Regions from separate parts of the Homo sapiens genome. Here region 2 is linked to region 1. A link is a contact called in ENCODE Hi-C or POLR2A ChIA-PET data. All regions are on one chromosome and are shown on one strand. The core of a region is the stretch at or near the end of the contact, and the rest is flanking DNA. Distances in the headings are between cores, read along the strand shown.

Region 1 (2,828 bases), core at 216-2,715:
ATGCCTGTAATCCCAACACTTTGGGAGGCCGAGGTGGATGGATCACCTGAGGTCAGGAGTTCGAGACCAGCCTGGCCAACATGGTGAAACCCCTGTCTCTACTAAAAGTACAAAAATTACCCGGGAGTGATGGTGGGCGCCTGTAATCCCAGCTACTTGGAAGGTTGAGGCAGGAGAATTGCTTGAACCCGGGAGGCGGAGGTTGCAGTGAGCCAAGATCGCACCATTGCACTCCTGGGCGATGAGATGAGCCTGGGCGACAAGAGCGAAACTCCATCTCAAAAAAAAAAAAGCTATTTTTTTTTCTTTATTAGAGACGAGGTCTCACTATGTTGCCCAGGCTGATGGGGCAAGATGGGGGTGGGGGTGAGCCACTGCGCCTGGCAGAACTGTTGATTTTAACAGTAGGATTATCTGCCTGCATTACAGAAAAGCAAGCTGAGGCTCAGAGAGGAGCCCCAAGTCACATACACTGAGGGGAGAGGCAGACGCTGTATTTGAGCTGCCACTGGGTACAAGGCAGACTTCCACACGTGGGAAGCCTTAGAAATGGTCTCCCCTGGCCGGGCACGGTGGAGCACGCCTGTAATCCCGGCACTTTGGGAGGCAGAAGCGGGAGCATCCCTTGAGCCCAGGAGTTCAAGACCAGCCTGGGTAACATAGTGAGACCCTGTCTCTACAAAAACATTTTAAAATTAGCCGGGAGTGGTGGTGCCCACCTGTAATCCCAGCTACTCTGGTGGCTGAGGCGGGAAGGTCGCTTGAGCCCGGGAGATGGAGGCTGCAGTGAACTATGGTCGTTCCACTGGACTCCAGCCTGGGCGACACAGAGAGACCCTGTCTCTAAAAAGAAATAACAATTAAAAATAAAAATAAAAAGTCTTCCAGCTGGGCGCGGTGGCTCAAGCCTCTAATCCCAGCACTTTGGGAGGCCGAGGCAGGTGAATCACCTGAGGTCAGGAGTTCGAGACCAGCCTGGCCAAAATGGTGAAACCCCGTCTTTACTAAAAATACAAAAAATTAGAGGGGCGTGGTGGCAGGAGCCTGTAATCCCAGCTACTCGGGAGGCTGAGGCAGGATAATCGCTGGAACCCGGGAGGCGGAGGTTGCAGTGAGCCGATATCGCGCCACTGCACTCCAGCCTGGGCGACAAGAGCAAAACTCCGTCTCAAAAAAAAAAAAAAAAAAAAAAAAGTCTCCCTCCTAGAGTAAAATGAGGCGACCCAGTCTGAGAGTGTGGGTACGGGGACTTCCCGCAGCCTCTCCCAGGCAGCAAGGGAAGGGAAGAAACCGAGTGTAAGCGGAGGGCAAGCGGGCGGACACCCACCAGGCCCGGCCCCACCCCGTGCTCCGCGTGGCCGGGAGACGCGGCGCCTTTAAAGCCCAGTGGGAGGCGTGTCCCTGGGCGTGTCCTCCCGGAGCCCCGCCCCGGGGGCTGGTAGCCTCGGCCCCGGGAGGTTGCGCCGGCTCTGGCTCAGCGGCGGCTCCGGTGGCAGCGGCGGTGGCGGCTAGGCGGGCTCGGCGGCTCCTGTCCCTCGGGCGGCTGCCCGCTCGCTGCCCAGGGCGCCCGGACACACGTGGGCGGCTCAGCGATGGCCCGCGCCCCGCGACGTGGCGGGCAGGCACCGGGGCGCGGGACCGCTGAGCCCGAGTGAGCCGGGGCCGCGCTCCCGCCTTCGGCCCGGGCCTCCCGGGATGGCCGTGGCGCCTCTGCGGGGGGCGCTGCTGCTGTGGCAGCTGCTGGCGGCGGGCGGCGCGGCACTGGAGATCGGCCGCTTCGACCCGGAGCGCGGGCGCGGGGCTGCGCCGTGCCAGGCGGTGGAGATCCCCATGTGCCGCGGCATCGGCTACAACCTGACCCGCATGCCCAACCTGCTGGGCCACACGTCGCAGGGCGAGGCGGCTGCCGAGCTAGCGGAGTTCGCGCCGCTGGTGCAGTACGGCTGCCACAGCCACCTGCGCTTCTTCCTGTGCTCGCTCTACGCGCCCATGTGCACCGACCAGGTCTCGACGCCCATTCCCGCCTGCCGGCCCATGTGCGAGCAGGCGCGCCTGCGCTGCGCGCCCATCATGGAGCAGTTCAACTTCGGCTGGCCGGACTCGCTCGACTGCGCCCGGCTGCCCACGCGCAACGACCCGCACGCGCTGTGCATGGAGGCGCCCGAGAACGCCACGGCCGGCCCCGCGGAGCCCCACAAGGGCCTGGGCATGCTGCCCGTGGCGCCGCGGCCCGCGCGCCCTCCCGGAGACCTGGGCCCGGGCGCGGGCGGCAGTGGCACCTGCGAGAACCCCGAGAAGTTCCAGTACGTGGAGAAGAGCCGCTCGTGCGCACCGCGCTGCGGGCCCGGCGTCGAGGTGTTCTGGTCCCGGCGCGACAAGGACTTCGCGCTGGTCTGGATGGCCGTGTGGTCGGCGCTGTGCTTCTTCTCCACCGCCTTCACTGTGCTCACCTTCTTGCTGGAGCCCCACCGCTTCCAGTACCCCGAGCGCCCCATCATCTTCCTCTCCATGTGCTACAACGTCTACTCGCTGGCCTTCCTGATCCGTGCGGTGGCCGGAGCGCAGAGCGTGGCCTGTGACCAGGAGGCGGGCGCGCTCTACGTGATCCAGGAGGGCCTGGAGAACACGGGCTGCACGCTGGTCTTCCTACTGCTCTACTACTTCGGCATGGCCAGCTCGCTCTGGTGGGTGGTCCTGACGCTCACCTGGTTCCTGGCTGCCGGGAAGAAATGGGGCCACGAGGCCATCGAGGCCCACGGCAGCTATTTCCACATGGCTGCCTGGGGCCTGCCCGCGCTCAAGACCATCGTCATCCTGACCCTGCGCAA
Region 2 (2,828 bases), core at 244-2,743, 230 kb after region 1:
TCTGTGGACACTGTACAAATGAGAAGAAACGGGACTGTATCATTTACCTGTAATGTGACTTTGGGGAGGCGACATCATCTCTTTTTTTTCTTTTTTTTCTTTGTTTGAGACGGAGCACGGAGTCTCTGTCGCCCAGGCTGGAGTGGAGTGGTGCTATCTCGGCTCACTACAACCTCCGCCTCCCAGGTTCAAGCGATTCTCCTGCCTCAGCCACCTGAGTAGCTGGAATTACAGGCGCCCACCACCACGCCCGGCTAATTTTTGTTGGTCAGGTTGGTCTCAAACTTCTGACCTCAAATGATTCACCCACCTTGGACTCCCAAAGTGCTGGGATTACAGGCATGGGCTACCGTGCCCGGCCTCTGTGATGCTTCTGCATGTCTAAAATAACAAGTGGGTATTGACCTACTATGTGTATTCATTATAACATTGCTAGCCATATCACTATCCCTCAGCATTTTAATTTTACTTTTATAGAGATGGGGTCTTGCTGTGTTGCCCAGGCTGGTCTCAAAACTGAGCTCAAGCAATCTCCCACCTCTGCCTCCTGAGTAGCTAGGACTACAGACGCATGCCACCATGTCCGGATACTTTTTAAAAGCATTTAAATACTTTTAAAAATTGTTCTTTTCACTCTTTTTTTTTTTTTTTTTGAGACGGAGTCTCGCTCTGTCACCCAGCCTGGAGTGCAGTGGCGCGATCTCCGCTCACTGCAAGCTCCGCCTCCCGGGTTCACGCCATTCTCCTGCCTCAGCCTCGCGAGTAGCTGGGACTACAGGCGCCCGCCACCACGCCCGGCTAATTTTTTTTGTATTTTTAGTAGAGACGGGGTTTCACCATGTTAGCCAGGATGGTCTCGATCTCCTGACCTCGTGATCCGCCCGCCTCGGCCTCCCAAAGTGCTGGGATTACAGGCGTGAGCCACCGCGCCCGGCCTCTTTTCACCCTTTTGACAATTTTTAAATTTTTTTAAATAGAGACGGGGGTCTTGTTATGTTGCCCAGGCTGGTCTCAAACTCCTGGCCTCAAGCGATCCTCCCTTCTCGGTCTCCCAAATCGCTGGAATTACAGGAGAGAGCCACCGCGCCCGGCCAGCAAGTCAGCGCTCACCATCTCCAACCCCATTTTACAGAAGAGAAAACTGAGGCTTGGGGAGGGCTGCAAGGCAGGAGCCCTCGGCGCCCGGCCAAAGTCAGAAATTTGTTGTTGCCATCCGAGGGGAAAACGTGCACGGGCTCTGCAAATTGTAACCGCCCGGGGTGGGAGAGTCCGTGCCTGGGGGCGTGGTGAGCCAGGGCCGGTGCTGGGGCGCAGAGCAGGGCGGCTCAGATTCCGGGAGGGGCGGGGAGATCGGGTTGCTGGGCGATCCTGGGGTGCTGGAGGCGGCGCGGCGCGGCCGGGGCGGGGAGGGGTGCGGCCCGCCTCCTCCCTGCCCCACCCCCAGCCCCGGCGCCGCGGCTCCTTTAAGAGCGGGAGGGGCGCCCCCTGGCGGCGGAGCGGTGCGTGCGGCCGGAGCCGGAGCGGATCCTGGAGCCGGAGCGGAGCGGAGCGGAGCGGAGCCGGGGCGGAGCGGGCCGAGCGGGCCGAGCCAGCAGCCGAGCTGGGGGCGCGGGCGGGCGGCATGTACCGGGCCCGGGCGGCGCGGGCGGGGCCGGAGCCCGGCAGCCCGGGGCGCTTTGGGATCCTCAGCACCGGGCAGCTCCGGGACCTGCTTCAGGATGAGCCCAAGCTGGACCGGATCGTGCGGCTCAGCAGGAAGGTAGCGCGGGGGGCTCGAGCGGGGGGCGCGGGGGACGGGCAGCGGCCTGCGGGACCTGCCGCTCGAGGGAAGGGCCGCGCGGGCCGGGCCGCGGGGCCGCCCGTGGGCGCGGAGCCTGGCACGTACGAGTGGGCCCCGCGGAGCCACCCCCGGGGGAGGGGGCGCTTGGAGCTGGCCTGGGGCGGGTGGGGCGCCGGGGACCCGAGGGGGGCGCCTGTGCACCCCCAGGATGGCCGCGAGGCGTGTCCTACAGCGGATGCTCCGGGGAGGTGTGTTCCGGGGGGCTGTGTTGTGGGGGGCCCTGGCTCGCACACCCACGTTCTGTAAGGGCCAGAAAGAGGAGGCGCCTTCCACTGGGAGAACTAGGGGCCTGTCTGACACCTGGAGGGGCCGTTGGGGGTTCACGCATTCTGGGGGCGCAAGAGGGGGCTTTGTGCCTGGCGTTGGGGAGGGGTGCTGGAAGCTGCCGTGTGTATTGCATAGGCCACCGTAAGAGAAAGTTGTATATTTCACGGGAGATAGGCCCGGGCTGGTTGTCTGTGGGGGGCAGAAAGGGCAAGTGTGTGTTGAAAGCAGGCAGGCGAGGAGGGGCTTGTGCATCCCACAAGGGACAGATGGAGGGGAGTGCGTTCTCCAGGGGCAGGGAGGGGAGGTTGGGCCCTGCTAGAGACAAGGAAAAAGCCTTCTCCAGGGCCGGGGCTGCTGTAAGCCCGGAGCAGGGAGGAAAAGGGGGTGTGTATTCCTTGGGGTGTGAGGATTCCACTGGAGGCAGAGGAAGGGGTGGGAAGGGAAGAGAGGGTGACCCGAGGGGGTGCTGTGAGGGGACGGGGTGCAGACACCCCTCTGGAGAGGATGAGCAGGGGGTGGGAGTGTTTTCGGTGCAAACACCTGAGGAGGAAACAGACAAAGGCCTGGAGTGAGAGGGAAGCTGTCCATGCATGGAAAATGGGGCAGAGGAGGGAGGGGCACTCCTCCGGGACCTGAGCAGACATATTAATTGAAAAATTAAAAATTAACTAACATTTGTAGAGGCCTTTATAGTTTTCCTCACTTAAGTCTCTCAACAACC

Evidence for each region. Hi-C counts contacts between places; a loop is a spot of excess contacts on that map. ChIA-PET counts read pairs that join two places held with the same protein, here RNA polymerase II (POLR2A). Pooled maps may share reads with other maps.
Region 2: a loop to region 1 is called in a pooled map, with 22 times the contacts of the local background. The contact joins the promoter of VPS37D here to the promoter of FZD9 in region 1. A Hi-C loop is called at or near these places in 8 of 50 pooled maps. POLR2A ChIA-PET finds 5 or more read pairs at or near these places in 3 of 52 experiments (H1, WTC11 and activated CD4-positive, alpha-beta T cell).

The regions. Positions count from the first base shown.
Region 1 is chr7:73,432,313-73,435,140 of GRCh38, forward strand. It overlaps FZD9 (frizzled class receptor 9), which reads left to right and starts at 1,466. Exons shown (of 1, transcript NM_003508.3): 1 at 1,466-2,828. The coding sequence starts at 1,696. RefSeq lists a silencer at 1,279-1,568 and an enhancer at 1,285-2,158.
Region 2 is chr7:73,666,338-73,669,165 of GRCh38, forward strand. VPS37D (VPS37D subunit of ESCRT-I) reads left to right here and starts at 1,494. Exons shown (of 4, transcript NM_001077621.2): 1 at 1,494-1,759. The coding sequence starts at 1,622. RefSeq lists silencers at 1,105-1,154, 1,165-1,264, 1,375-1,674 and an enhancer at 1,656-2,651.